2 separate regions of the Homo sapiens genome follow, and region 2 is linked to region 1. A link is a loop called in an ENCODE intact Hi-C map of the cell type or tissue named here. Cell type or tissue: Caco-2. All regions are shown on one strand.

Region 1 (8,000 bases):
GATAAGCCCTAAATAGGCATGCGTAAATACACACGGACATACTTATACTAAAAGAATGATTTGCTGAAATAATTTACCTGCAATTCGAATTAAATTGTGCACCCTGTATTTTTATTTGCCAAATCTGGCAACTGTAACACAAACACACATTTAGATTCACATGCACAGACCCATGCAGAAACACACAAGCACAGACACCCAACGATACACACAAACACATACACACCCAAGACCTAGTTTCTTTTAACAGATCCTGCCAAGACCAAACTGGCCATTAGAATCGTAGTTCTAGCTTTCCCCTGGAGAGCTGGGGAGATGCCAAGGTGAGAGGGAGTGATGAAAGGACTGGTGTGGCTTGGGAAGGAGGCAGGAGGATGAATCTCTGCTCACAGTGGTCCTGTGTGGTGGGGCAAAGGGGAGCCCCCTTCTGCAGGCAGGGATGTGAGGAGTTGCTTTAGAGAAAGGATACCTCCCCCAAGACACACACAGACACATATACACACACATGCACAATCTTACTTCAGCATTTGGAATCACATCAGTCACCGTGAGCAATTTCTTCTGCATGATTTTGTAAACAGGTTCAAGCTCCAGAGAGAAGCTTTTCCCTCTAGAAATCTGTGATGCTGAGTTTACAAGTATCCTTGGCAATGAATGATGGGGTGGGCTTGGATGAAATTCTACCTCAGTTTAGGGAGCTACCGTGTAGCCCCGAGTTACAGAGCTGGTGGGGAATTCCTGACTCTACTTTCCTTGCTGCCCCTCACCCCATGACCCTTTTCCAAGACACAGCCACAAATATTGACTAAGTTCACCTCAGAACAGTCTCAATCTGCCTTTTGCTCTTCATTCCCATGGTCATGGCGCTCCTTAGACCCCTGTGATCTTTCACCTGGATGTTGACCTCAGCCTCTTCCCCCTCACTTCCAACCTGCCAACAAATTTATCTTCTGAGATGTTACCAGAATGAGGCGTCCAGTGTACAGGTTTGATCATGGTTCTCTCTCTCTTAAAATCCTTTGATGGAGGTCAGTTTTCTCCACAATGAACATGAGCATGGCCTCTAAGACCCTTCAATATCAGAACCCATTCCAACCTCAGTTCCCATCTTTTCACCTCAGACATTCTGTCTGGCCACAACAAAATGAATTCATTTTCCCACAAACATCCAGCCAATTACATGGCTTAGCCTCTCTCAGCATTCTCTAGGCATGGAGCATCCTTCACCGCCTCCCTTGCCTAGTGAATTAATTATCCTTCAGATCTACTTCAAATATCCTCTCCAACCCCATCCCACACTGCCTCCCAGTCCTGTGGAATTAGACACTCACTCCTCTGTGCACCCACAGCGTTTGCATACACTTCTTTCTCACTTACCATTATAGTTATTTATTGACATTTGCAAGTGCCTCTCCCCCACAAGCTTGTGAGCTCGTCTGGGGCTGTGGTTAATTCTTATTCATATATGAACCACCAGTGTCCAAGATCGTGCCTGCCACAGAAGACGGTCTTAGGAAGGGATGTTGTTGGTAGAATTTTACTGGTAGCAATGTGCATTGGAGTTCATGGAAGAGGATTTGGAATCAAAGAGACCAAGATTCAAATCCAGCAAACTCCATTTATTAGCTCCAAATTGCATAATATCTCTATAGCAAGGCAGAATAATGCCCCGTCCCATCAAAGATGTCCATGTTCTAATTCTTGGAACCTGTGAATATGTTGCATACATATCAGAGAGAAATTTTGATTGCAGATCAAATTAAGGTTGCTAATCGGCTGACCTTAAGGTAGGGGGCATATCCCAGGTTATCTAGGTGGGCCCAAAGTCATCTCAAATTTCCTTATAAGTGAGAGATGGAGACAGAATTGAGGATTAGAGTGATGCGATGTGAGGACTCAACCCACCATTTCTGGTTTGAAGATGGAACGGGTCACAGGCCAAGCAATGTGGGCCGCCTCTAGAAAGCTGGAAATGATACAGACACAGAGTCTCCCCAGAGAGCCTCCAGAAAGGGATGCAGCCCTGTCAACATCTTGATTTTAGTCTGGTAAATTCCATTGCAGACTTTTGACCTCCAGAATTATAAATGAATGAATTTGTGTCTTAAGACATTATGTCAGAGGTAATTTGTTACAACAGTGATAGGAAATGTATACCAGCACTAAACCTGTCCCTTCTTTGGCAAGGAAGCCAGTAATGGTCCCAGTTACCCAGGATGGTGGTGAGAACCATGTAAACTAAGCATGTGGTGCCTTGGCACAGTGCTTTGCACAGGATAAAGGCAGTGGTCAAAGCAGCAGCTACAGTAGTAGTAGTTCTAGGAATAATAATATTATTGCCATTTAAGGTAGTTGGGGAGGTCAGTTGGGAGTTCAAAGAAATACCCTATAAGAAGCAATCTGAGTCTCGCAGGAGAGGGCAGTGGGTCCCAGGGAAGACATGAAGGTGGCCATACTGACTAGGGGGATTCAGGAAAAGGAGGTGGGTGTCAACTGTTGAAGATACCCCCGCTCTGTCACAGAGAAGCTGCACAAGCCTAGGTGAGTTAGGGAGCTTGGTCCCATCCCTTCCCTCCCCTTTGAAACATCCTGGCCAATCCTATACTGTTTTTTGTGTGTTTGTTTTGTTTTATTTTTATTTTTTATTTTTATTTGAGATGGAATCTTGCTCTGTTGCCCTGGCTGGAGTACAATGGCATGATCTCAGCTCACTGCAACCTCTGCTTCCCGGATTCAAGTGATTCTCCTGCCTCAGCCTCCCAAGTGGCTGGTATTACAGATGCCCACCACCATGCCCAGCTAATTTTTGTATTTTTAGTAGAGACAGGGTTTCACCATGTTGGCCAGGCTGGTCTCGAACTCCCGACCTCAGGTGATCCACCAGCCTGGTCTCCCAATGTGCTGGGATTACAGACGTCAGCCACCAAGCCCGGCCTCCTGTACCCTGTACCACTTTATAATGTTGGCTGGGACAAGTGGCCAGGGACAGAGTGGGGACAGGTCAGCATTCTGAGAGTCCTGAGGACAAGGCCTCTAGGCCCTTTTCCTTCCATTCTGGATGTCTCCTGGAGACTCCAGAGAAGCCCATCTTCACCAGTGTAGCTGAGACCTTTGGCTAAGCAAGAACTGCTTTTGAGGCTGGGAACCTGGGTTTAGATCAGGTGAATCTGTTTACTAGCAGATGCCCCTGGACAAGGCAGCTTCTCAGAGCCTGGAAGACGATGGGACCAGATCTATGGTTTTCAGTCTATGTTTCTCAGGGGATTCCTCAGGGGCTGTCATTGTGGGGCCAGGTCCAAAGAGAGTCCTTGGGCTCCTGCTTGCCAATGTCACCCCAGCACCTCTGCGTTTGCCTTTTATGGAGATCAGAATTTCACACAGGCTTTGGTTTGGGCATTGGGGGAGTTGTGGGAAAACAAAAAACAAACAAACAAACAAACAAACAAACAGCTTTGAAAACCACCAGAGAGATCATCATTTCCAGCTTAAAGTTGAATGATATTTGGCCCAAGCACACAATGAACATAGGTTTTATGATGGGAGAGGCAGGAAGAATCTTTTGAGGGGTTGATTAACACTGCCTCATGTCAGAGAACAGAAGGTCTATTATTAGGAGAAAACAGACTTTCTTTTCAACTGGCTTCTGTCTGGAGGTCCCGCCATCTGGTGGAGAATCCTCCCTAGAATGTGGACAGCTGTGTGTAGACCCACCTGCCGTGGGAGTAACAATGGCTCAGGCCAGTCCTCCTTCCCCACCATGTGGGAGAGCTGGCAGGTTACCAATGCCTGGCCTCCCACATCCGGCAGCTCCAGGCCTGTGTCCTGCCCAGGTGTGTTTCCCATTTAGAAAGTGAGATCTGGAGCTCTGATTCTCAGCCCTGACTGTACATCTGATCACCCAGAGAGTTTAAAAAGTTTGATGCTCAGGTCTTCAAGTTTCAGACTTATAAAATCATTATCTCTGGGTATGGGACAGGAGGGTGGGCTATCCAGCAAGAGACTGCTGACTCCCCGAGGGGCCAAGCCTGCAGCCCCGGAGATGCCCTGGAACCCTCTCTGCAATGGCAAAACATGAACTATATCACCACTCCCCTTCTCACTCCAAATTCTAAAATGACTATGGCTGTGATTTTGCAGGGTGTCATCGGCTACGCAACTCATCATAGCAGCCTGTAGCTCAACAGGTGAAAAGTCTCCCTTCATTTCTCAATGATTTTTCTCCTATGATCATTTTACTGGAGAAGTTGTTCAGCTTGGTCTTTTGAGACAGCTCAGGATCTTACATATGATATGTTTCATGGTTGTCATAAAGATGAATGCCCTTGAAGCCTGCCTTTATTTGAGTGAGAGGTGCTGAGTACGTTGAATAACAATAAACCACATTACATATTGTTATTATTGCTCAGCAGGAAAAGAACTATCTGTACAGGGAAATAAGCCAAGTTTCATTAGTCAGCTCACCTATCATGCATTTGAAATAAACCTGGTGTGTATTCTTCTTAATATGACATCTGAGATTAGAAGTCGGTGTCAAAGTCAAACACCAGGAGAAAACAAAGACAAACACAGCTCTCTGGAAGGCTCCATTCTCATTAGAGTTTGCCCAAACATTTGGATGACTTGGTTATTTTTTAGCTCGTGGCTTTACAGATAAGCTAACTTTTAACCAGACAAAAACACATCATGTGTCAACCTTTGGACGTGACTTTACAGATGGGCAGGGGTGTTTAAGTCCAGGTAGACTCTGCAGATACTCCTTAGCTGAGTTTTTAGTAGACTGTTCAGCTCCCAGTGTCACAGTACTTTTGTCTTCTTAGCCATAGAAAGCTTTGTTAATTTGGTCTTGCTGTCTTTTCCCATCTTCTGTCTTGGCTCATTTGGAGGAGTTACTGAGCAATAGAGTGGATGAAAAGAGCAAGGAAAGGAGGCAATGAGGGAGGTGGAGGTGGAGGTTGAAGAGAAAGAACAATTGACAAGCCCCTGCTGTAGTTCACATTCATGCTTTGCAGAAGTTAATCCCATTTGAAATCTCATAATAGCCCTGCAAGGTATCCCCATTCTCACAAGCGGGATCTTGCTGAACCCTAAGCTCCAGGAGCAAATCTGGTTTTGCTCCTCAGTGTACAAGAGGTCCTCAAATAAAATTGTTTTGTTCAATGTTATTTTGTTATAACATTGATGAGAACAAAATCTGATTCTTGGCCAGGGCCACTGTATATGTGGAGTTGGCACATTCTCCCCATGCCTGCGTGGATTTTCTCCAGGGCCTCAGGTTTCCTCCCGCATCCCAAAGATGTGCACGTCAAGTACTTTGACGTGTCTCTTTTGTCCCAGTCTGATGGAGTGTGGATGCGTGTGAGTGCACCCTGCAATGGGGATGGCGCCCTGTCCGGGGCGGGTTCCTGTCTGGTGCCCTGAGCTGCCAGGAGAGGCTCCAGCCACCTGAGACCCGGAACTGGAATATGTGGGTAAATAATTATCTACTTGTTTTTATGAACCTTTCTTAGATGTACATTTCACTCACATTCATTTCAGTGTTTAATATTAGAAGTGTTATTAATATCCCTTAATAAGAAGTTTGGGGATATTTTTGTGACCAGAAATATGCCATAGGAACTTCACTCCTGTTTATCTAACTTAGGCTGTGCTAAAATTGATTTTGTTGTATGTTGTTTCACTTAAAATCACAGTTTCCAAGAACCTATTGATGACATTAAGTGAGGACCTAGCCCATCAGGGGAGGTTGAATGACTTGCTGAGGGCAGTAGAGCCAGCGATAGAGCCAGGCTTTGACCCCTGGCCTGTCTGATGCTCAAAGCACTTTGCACATTGGTCCACAGTGACTGTGATCCAAACATCTGTGCTTCCCAGCCAGGACTTTGCACTGGACAGTCATGGGCATCTGTTTTGAGCTGTGGAGAATTAGGCCACAGGTGCTCCTTCTGAGCTGCAAGGCTTTACTCAGCCGAGTGTGTCTGTGTGCATTTTCAAGAGCCTGTCTTACTGTGGATGAGAATGGAAACTATGGCAGTGGAATGCCCTCCTTCTGCTTGCCTGCCCCCTTCACCAAGCACACATCTGTACTATAGTGGTATTTCCGCCTCTGTAAGAGCATGTGACATCTCAGTACAAGTTGAACTGAGTCTTGACTCCCAGTGTTTTGAGGCATTCCCAGCTGCTACCAAGTGGTGCAAGATGAAGGTGGGGCAGGCTCAGCAGATGGGAAGATACTGCCAGAGAGGCTACCCTATTGCTTCGCATATGTTTGTGTGTTTTATTACCTTTATTATCTCACAAGTAACCAGTGCAGATTGAGAGAAAGTTAGGCAATATAACTGAATTCAGAAATCATGAACAAATAGACAATTATGCAATATGTAGCCAAAGAAAGATTAAAAATATAGAAAGGAAGTCAATGCCGGCTCTTTGCATGGAGCTCTAGGCTACATTGAGTTAATTTTTAATGAAAAGAGAAAATCTAGAATAACTCAATAATTCTCAGCTTTTTCCTCCATGATGTATGTATCTTTTTTTCATTAGTAAACTATGGTCCTGTCCTGAAACCCTAAAATAAAAATATAGTGAGTAATTTTTTAAATAAATAGATACATTGCCAACAATGCCACAATTTAGAGTAATCACACTAGAGATTTGGAGGAATATAATTTCAGGTGTGTGTGTGTATGTGTGTGTGCAGGTGCATGTGTGTGCATCTACTCTTACAAGTATGGCATAAAAGTATATACTGCATATTTTTAACTGAAATATTACTTTGTTGTAGAAATACAATTATGCAATCTTTACAAGTTTTTCTCTTTAAGAACATGACATGGGCAGCCTTGCCATTTATTTTTCTTCTTTTATGCCTCTCAGGAAAAAAATTTAGTTTCTTTAGAAAAGTCTAACACATTTCTGATTAAATTTAATCTTCAGAATTCTGTTTGTGTGGTTATTGTGTAGCTTTTCTGTTTTATTGTCTAACAGGTTAATGATGGTGTAGTTGATTTGTAGGGAGGCTATGTAACTTTTTTATTATTTATAACTATCTTACTGAACTCTCCTATGAATTCTAATATTTTTTTCAGGCAATTCTCATATGTTTATATTTTCTGAAAATAGTGGTAAATTGTCTCTAATAGTTATAGTTCTTATTAAATTTTCTATTCAATTGCATATCTTAGCACTCTCAGAACAAGATTGCCCGATAGATGCAGGTGATGGTGGGCACGTGTATTTCATGCTTGATTACGTGTCTCTACTGTTTTAGTGTTAAGCATAATGCCAAGTATTTGATCTAGAAATAAATCTTCATGATCTTTGACAAGATTTTTTTATTTTAAAACTCAAGAATGAAAACTGAATTTTATCAAATGTCTTTGGGCATCTAATAGGGTGATTTTATGTTTTTGCCCCCTCCTTTATTCTGTTAATGTGATAGTTACATTAATGATTTCTGACGAGAACATATTTTTCAGATAAATTCCAGAGTGGTATGGGGGATGAGTAGGTGAGAAGGAATCAGAGGGGAAGTGGGAGCTGGAATAAGGACTACATTTTTCCAGACGAAGGAAGGGTCATCTCCGGAGAGTACTGGCCTTAGAAGGTAATGAAGTTGGAGGAAGAATATCACCATGGTGTCAGAAACCCCTCAACGGGATTCCTCATGTGTGATATGTTTATATTTTTAGTAAAGTAACCAGGTAAAACAAATTTCAGAACATTCTAAAAATAAATAAGGAAAATGATTTTTTTGTGGAAAAACGAGAAGAGGAAAAGGCTTACAGTTTGTTGTGACCGGCCCTAGATGGCTGGTGAGAGGCAGTGAGGAGGCAGAAGCCCAAATAAATAAGGCCTGGGATTTACAAGAACTGCTTCGTGTTGCTCCATATTCAGGACTGGAGTCCAGATTCCTGAGAAACAGGGAAGCCCTAACTGATGTGTGGGTTACAGAGAGATTTTCTAATGTTAAGCCATCCTTGCATTTCACAGCTAATTTTGCT
Region 2 (8,000 bases), 320 kb before region 1:
CCTTGTTTTGCTGGACCATCTGAGACAGATGCTGGCAGGCACATTTATTGAGAGCTAATGTGTCTGAAAATGTTATTAGGTGACTATCACACTTAGCTGATAGTTTGGTGAGTCACAGAATTCTAGGCTAGAAATAGCTTTTATTTAGACTTTTGAAGGTTTTGCTCCATTGCTTATAGGTTCTAGCACTTCAGTTGTGAAGTCCAAAGATCTTCTGATTCTTTTGTTTTCTTTTTCTTTTTTTGAGCTGGAGTATTGCTTTGTTACCCAGGCTGGAGTGTAGTTGTATGATCTTGGCTCACTGCAACCTCCACCTCCCAGGTTGAAGTGATTCTCCTGCCTCAGCCTCCCAAGTAGCTGGGATTACAGGCGACTGCCACCATGCCTAGCTAATTTTTGTATTTTTAGTAGAGACGGGGTTTTGCCATGTCAGCCAGGCTGGTCTTGAACTCCTGGCCTCAAGTGATCTGCCAGCCTCGGCCTCCCAAAGTGCTGGGATTACAGGTGTGAGCCACCACACTTGGCCTTCTTTTTAGTATTTTTTTTTACTCACAGAATCTGATTCTTGATCCTTTGATGTGACTTATTTTTTTCTCTGGAGGCTTTATTGGATCTTTTCTTTGTTGTCAGTGTTCTGAAATTTCAGGAAAATGTTATACGTTTGTGGAGTCTTTTGACATCCATTGTGCTGGGCAGGATATTTTTCTCTGATTGTTTCTTGGATAATCCCCTCTTCTGTGTTTTTCTGGGTTTCCTGTTTCTTGAATGACTTTATTTTGGTTTTGAGACTTCTGGGTTAGTCTTCTCGTGGCATTTCTTAATACTGATTTTCATTCTCTCTTTGTAAATCCTATTTCTTGAAAGATCCTTTGTATTGATTTCCGTTGCTGCCAGAAAACATTACCACATACCTGGAGGCTTAAAAGAGCCCTCCTTTATTATCTTACAGCGTTTGTGAGTCAGAAGTCTGGGCCTCACGTGGCTCAGTTGGGTCCTCTGCTTAGGGCCTCACAAGATGGAAGTCAAGGTGTTGGCTGGCTTAGCTCTTATCTGAAGGCTCTGGGAAGAATCTGCTTCCAAGCTCACTCAAGTTGTTGGTAGAATCCAGTTCCTTGTGATTGTATTAGGTTGGAGCAAAAGTAATCGTGGTCTTTGCCATTTAAAAGTAATGGCGGCCAGGCGTGGTGGCTCATGCCTGTAATCCCAGCACTTTGGGAGGCCGAGGAGGATGGATCACCTGAGGTCAGGAGTTCAAGACCAGCCTGGCCAACATGGCAAAACCCGTCTCTATTAAAAATATAAAAATCAGCCGGGTGTGGTGGCATGTGCCTGTAATCCCAGCTACTCGGGAGGCTGAGGCAGGAGAATCGACTTGAACTTGGGAGTTGCAGGTTGCAGTGAGCCAAGATCGTGCCACTGCACTCCAGCCTGGGCAACAGAGCGAGACTCCATCTAAAAATAAAAAGTAATGGCAAGCCAGGCAAGGTGTCTTATGCCCGTAATCCCAGTAGTTTGGGAGGCTGAGGCGGGTGGATCACTTGAGGTCAGGAGTCCAAGACCAGCCTGACCAACATAGTGAAACTGTGTCTCTACCAAAAATACAGAATTAGCTGGGCGTGATAGTGCATGCCTGTAGTCCCAGCTAGTTGTGGGGCTGAGGCAGGAGGATCATCTGAACCTGGGAGGTGGAGGTTGCAATGAAACAAGATTGTGCCACTGCCCTCCAGCCTGGGAGACAGAGTCTCAAAAAAAAAAAAAAAGAAAAAAAAAGAAAAAAAAGAAAGAAAAAGAGAAGTAGGTGTCCTAAACCAGGGCTAGGACAGGGTGCTTGACACAGGCTAAGAATCTGGCACTCCTCCCAATGAACATAGTTTCCATGTTTGCTCAATATTTATTTAGCTAACCATTAAGGGGACAGGATGGATTTTTCTCTTTTAAAAATTACATGAGCTGGGTGTGGTGGCACATGCCTATAGTCTCAGCTACTTGGGAGGCTGAGGTGGGAGGATCGCTTGAGCCCAGGAGTTCAAGTCCAGCTTGGACAAAATAGCAAGACCCTCTGTTTAAAAAAAAATTTCATATGTCTTTTCTTCAAATTTAAACCTAATTATTAGACTAAACTTATTATTAAACTAAATTATAAGACTAAATGTTTTAACTTATTTAGGAATATCTTTTATTTTATAATTTTTCCATTGCTCATACTTCTATAGCATTACTCATTTGACTAATGATGAATGATAACAAATACATATAGCTGTAAAATGTTAAAATATGTTTAAATTTTTTTTCTGACTATCATAGTGGCAAGTGATTTTTGTTTTTTTGGTAGACTTACCTTGTATTCCTTCAGTTTTATATTTTTCTGGATGGGACATCCTTTTGGGAGGTTTATTAAATGGTTACAACTTTTTTTTTTTTTTTGAGACAGAGTCTTGCTCTATTGCCCAGGCTGGAGTGCAGTGGTGCAATCTCAGCTCACTGCAACCCCTGCCTCCTGGGTTCAAGTGATTCTCGTGCTTGAGCCTCCTGAGAAGCTGGGATTATAGGTGCCCACCACCATGCCTGGCTAATTTTTGTATTTTTTTAGTAGAGACTTGGTTTCACCATGTTGGTGAGGCTGGTCTCGAACTCCTGACCTCAAGTGATCCACCCGCCTTGGCCTCCCAAAGTGCTGGGATTACAGGTGTTAGCCACCGTGCCTGGCCTAAAGGGTTACAATTTAAACAATAAAGTGGAACCCTCATTATTTGTCAACAGCACCACATCAAACATCACTGGGGGCCAGGAATTCTGCTGATGTTGTTCTCATTGTAGGACTGCCAGCCTATTCACTTTCATCACTGACAGAGAGGCCAAAAGTGGCACCATGCAATGGGCACATGGGAGGATTGCTTTTCAAATGTTTACTTCCACTTTGAGGGAATCCGGGAGAACAAGACCAATTATAGTTTGCCAGTAAGGTAAGAAAATAAATGTAGAAATCCGAGCCAACTGGCACAATATTTCCTCCTATTTCAGTGATATCTTGGTGCTTATTATGGGTTGGCCACCAGACAGGCTTGTCCCTTGATCTAGTTATGCCCTCAGCCTCTGCACTGGCCACCTTTCCTTCCTGGTACCCAGTATCCTGATAGTCTGTCTCCTGCACCCCATGACACAGCTCTCAGTGTCTTCATTCACACTCAGGTACAAGTGTCTGATAATAGCATAAAGAATTCTATCATGCTCAGGGTCAGGTTCCAGCCCCAGCTGAGGGCTGAGGGGAGTGGGTGGATGTAGGGCAGGGAGCTGGAAGAACACTTGAGAGACAGCAGGTAGATGGGAGATGGCTTTATTCAGCAGCTCCTTCACAGAGTCAGTGTTACATTTATGCACCACACAAACAATAGTGCCTGAGAGCCAGGTGATGAGCTTCTCTATGTTATGTCTACATGCTTATGATTATATAAACATGGGACTGTGTGCCTGCACCACAAACCTGCTGGATCATCCAAGCTGTTTACCTGGGCCTATGCCTGCTGCCCTGTGCCTGCTTGGCTGCAGCACAGCCATGTTCCTTACACTACACCCCCTAGGCCGAGGGGATCCTCTTGGTGGGGACCCCTGCATATACAGCAGCACCCTGGACCCACAGGCCACAGCAACAATACAGAGAGCAAAAACCTACCACTAATATTCCTGCTATGCTACCTATGATTATGAGAGCCCAACATAGGCCAGAGCCCAGAGATGCCCACCATCTCTGAAGGGGGTCGTCAGTAAGGTGCTCAATCACCTTAATCTCCTGTGACACCCTTTGTAAAGCTGCTGTTATGTTCCGGTGGTTGTCAGGTATAAATGTACAACGTTGTGTCCCTACAAGGGCACAGGTGCCACCTTGGGTAGCTGTGACTGTGTCTAAAGCCATCTGGTTTTGTAGCACCACCTTCCTGATCTGATCAACTTCATCAGTTAACAAAAGGAGAGCAACTCAGGTGTCATTCAGAGCACGAGCTGTGTGCTCTGCAAAGGCTGTAACCTGCTTTTCTACAGTAATGACTTTTACTCCAGGGATAGTTATTGCTAAGGGATAGAACCACCAGGGGGCCCCCTGCCCTCGCAAAAAGCGGGAATGCAGTGCCTCCTAATAATGCCAGCAACTAGGCAATGGGGGAAACACAGTGGCAGGCACATTGGGCCACCCCAGGTACAACATCTGGTCCAACTGGATGGCAGACATGGCCATCCTGTGTCCCCACAGACCCATAAACTCCCAGGGGGCACGAAGTCCATGGGGGGGGCCCAGCCTTGGTAAGGCTGCTTGTTCCACCACACCCTTGGTGTGGTGACATGTGTTGTGTTTGCACAAACCTCAGTAGGCAGCCATCCCACAGTGACTTTTCCCCGGTGCTGCTCTATGCATTGTGGCACCTGCGATGGGGGCACCACGTGATCTCCTATTAGCCAGCCCCATCCATCATGGACACTATGAGTCAGCCAGGGGGCAGGCTTGCCATGGTTTTGCAACACCCCTGTCCAAAGCCCGCTGTGTTGCATCCCACCCATTGTCCATGGGATCCCAAGTCTCTAGTGATGTTCAGTTCTGCACAGAAGCTGGATGCACGTGACAAGGCAAGCTGTCCGCAGCTGCTGCTGGGAGGGCAGTGCAGATGCAACAGTTGGAGACATTGGTCACCTCAGTGTAGGCGTGGGCCCAATCCACAATGCTGTTGGAGCATGCCAAACTACAGCTGGAACAACAAAGCAGGCACAGGTACTAACAGGGACAAATCACGTCCCTCAGGCAAAATACAGGCCAACTTTTCATCTCTGGATAACAATGTAGCCGTCAAGGGCTTCTGCCCTGGGCTATGATACCACACCTTCTCAGCTCCCCATGGTTCTTTTGGGTCCTGTACCCGTGCCAAAATCAAAGGGGAGCTCATAATAGGCCACACAGACAGTACATATGTCCCCCAGAGAAGGGTCCCTTCCCTGGCTGGTTTCTCGGGAAACATCTTAGACCACACAAAGGAAAGCTCTAGCGTGCATGTGCCAGATAACATTATGAATCACCTTCTTTGACCACTTCCTGACTCCTTAATCTGCCTTGCTGCTAACCTTCCAAAATCCTGTTTTTGATGCCTTTTCTTCCGTTTTCATCTTGGCCCCTCTGGGTTGAGTGCTTGACTCTATTTGGCTTCTGTCGGCAGTAATTCTGACTCTTCTCTCTGGCCAAGCTCCCTCAGGTGAGGACCCTTCCTGCTTTCACTTGACCTCCTAGTTTGGCTTTTTCAGGCCTGGGAGTGGGGTCTGGGCAGTATGTGAAGCCAAGCCAGGATATGCATAGAGAGCCCATGCTAGGGTAATGCATTAAGAATCTGTTTAAAAGACCATTGGCTTATCTCCTGGACAGCTAAACCCACAGTGATATATACTGTTAGAGCCTTCCAACATCCATCTCCCCACCCCTTTGTTTTAACATCAGAGTCACTATATAACTGGGGCAGAGAGTGGAGCAGTGAGGAAGAGAAGGATACTCTGACAGCAAAATTTAAGACTACATTTCTAGGTATGGCCATATGACTTAGTTCCAGCCAATGATATGTAAAGAAGACTCATTAAAAGGGGACCAACAACTAAGGAAGTGTTTTTTTTTCTTCTTCCTCTTTGGAATAAAGGCATGATGGCTGGAGCTGCAGTAGCCATATTGGATCAAGAGGATAGGTACCATGTGCTGAGGACAGTAAAGTATAAAGATAAACTCAGGTTCCTCATAGCTTAATGATGCCACCAAATCTTCTTAGACTATCTTTAGACTTATTTTATGTGAGAGAATAAACCTCTATGGGTTTAAGCCATTGTCACTTTTGGATTTCTGTCATATGTTGTAAAACCTAAGCTAATCATATATACTAACACCTTCTCTTTTCCTACTTTTATCTTGTTGCCACCTTCAAAAAAAGAGAGGAGTATTTTATTAATGATGGCAACCTGTGGTTTTGGATTGCTTTTCTAAGCGGTTGCTGCCACCATTGCTGTTGAAGCAAAAGTGAAGCACATTGTTTTGGTACAGTTGTAATACTCCCTGTGGCCACAGACTCCAAATCTCAGGTACTTAAGACATTGACATCTACTAGAAATATGTAAGTATTAGTCCTTACCTCCACTCTGTACCCGTGGTGGTGTGTCCTGTGTGGAAAATGTGCATACAGTCTTTGCATACAAGTTTCTGAATCACTTTTTCAAAGTCATTGTGAAAACATATGATCTTTAGTGGGATTCCTGGGTGTTAGCTGAGAACGTTCAGCCTATTGTTCAGATTCATACTTCCCTTGGCCCCCAACTTTTTAATATAAAAAATATTCAAAAATATATAAAAGTTGAAAGAATGTTACAATTCATATTCATATCCTCACCACCAAGTGTCAATAGTTGTTAATATTTTGTTATTTCACTTTATCTGTATACCCACACAGATTTAAAGCTAAATCTGTATCTAGAGTGACACTGTTTTTGGTTATCCATTTGAAAGTGAGTTGCGGACATCATTTTTTCACTATTAACGTATCCTGAATTTCCAAATTGTGTTCTACGTGGTCATGAGAGTGCCAAAGGCAGATTCCTAGGTGTTTTCAGCCCAAGAGTATGTGTGGCTTAGAAGCCCTTCAGCCTCAATATGGGCCATATCAGGAAGGATGCTTTGGGACTGTTACAAAGTGTATAGCAAAGATACTTGAAAAAAAGAAACCTGTACTCTTTTTGTTGTTGTTGCTGGTGTAGGGAAATATCTGCTTTGTTCCTAAAATACTGTAAGTTCAGCAAAATTCCACCAAATCAGTTTGAAAATATCTGAGCGATGATGTTGACTACTGGTTATTTCTGGAAAGCCTTTATTTATTCATTTATAATTTTAAAAAAATTAAAAAAAATTTTAGGTTCAGGGGTACATGTGCAGGTTTGTTATATAGGTAAATTGCGTGTCACAGGGGTTTGGTGTACAGATTATTTTGTCACCCAAGTAATAAGCATAGTACCCAATAGGTGGTTTTTCAGTCATCTCCCTCCTCCCACCTTCCATACTCGCATAGGCCCTGATGTCTCCTGTTCCCTTCTTTGTGTCCATGTGTACTCAATGTTTAGCTCCCACTTACGTATGAGAACATGCGGCATTTGGTTTTCTGTTCCTGCATTAGTTCACTTAGGATAATGACCTCCAGCTCCATCCATGTTGTTGCAGAGGACGTGGCCTTGTTCTTTTTTTTAAGGCAGTGTAGTGTTTCATGGTGTATATATACCACATTTTCTTTATCCAGTGTACTGTTGATGGGTATTTAGGTTGATTCCATGTCTTTGCTATTGTGAATAGTGCTATGATGAACATATGCATGCATGTATCTCTATGGTAGAATGATTTATATTCCTTTGGGTATATACCCAGTAATAGGATTGCTGGGTCAAAGGAAATTTCTGTTTTAAATTCTTTGAGAAATCACCACAGTGCTTTCCATAACGGCTGGACGAATTTTCATTCCCACCAGCAGTGTATAAGCACTCCCTTTTCTTTGTAACCTTGTCAGCATCTGTTATTTTTTGACTTTTTAATAATAGCCATTCTGACTGGTGTGATTTGCATTTCTCTAATGATTAGTGATGTTGAGCATTTTTTCATGTGCTTGTTGGCTGTGTATGTATCTTCTTTTAAAAAGTGCCTGTTCATGTTCTTTGCTCTCTTTCTTATGGGTTTTTTGTTGCTTGTTAATTTAAGTTCCTTATAAATTCTGAATATTAGACCTTTGTCAGATGCATAGTTTGCAATATTCTTTCCCATTCTGTAGGCAGACTGTTTACCCTGTTGATAGTTTTTCTCTGTGCAGAAGCCCTGTAGTTTAACTAAGTCCTATTTGTCAATTTTTGTTTTTGTTGAAATTGCTTTTGGTGTCTTTGTCATGAAATTTTTGCCAGGGCCTATGTCCAAAATTGTATTTCCTAGATTATCTCCCAGGGTTTTTACAGTT

The links. Peaks named below come from ENCODE experiments on the same cell type or tissue, not always from the same donor. Only the 100,000 strongest peaks of a DNase experiment are listed, where the experiment ranks them.
Region 2: a loop joins it to region 1, with 2.6 times the contacts of the local background. A loop is called at or near these places in 2 of 110 quality-filtered maps.

Annotation. Positions count from the first base shown.
Region 1 is chr7:36,791,195-36,799,194 of GRCh38, forward strand. No RefSeq gene overlaps it. Among named protein-coding and RNA genes, the nearest start is that of AOAH, 71 kb to the left of the region's middle. In Caco-2, no CTCF peak of the experiment used is centred here; DNase peaks (open chromatin) are centred at 3,717, 4,707 and 6,197.
Region 2 is chr7:36,469,469-36,477,468 of GRCh38, forward strand. No RefSeq gene overlaps it. Among named protein-coding and RNA genes, the nearest start is that of ANLN, 84 kb to the left of the region's middle. In Caco-2, a CTCF peak has its summit at 4,082 (motif pointing right); a DNase peak (open chromatin) is centred at 4,095.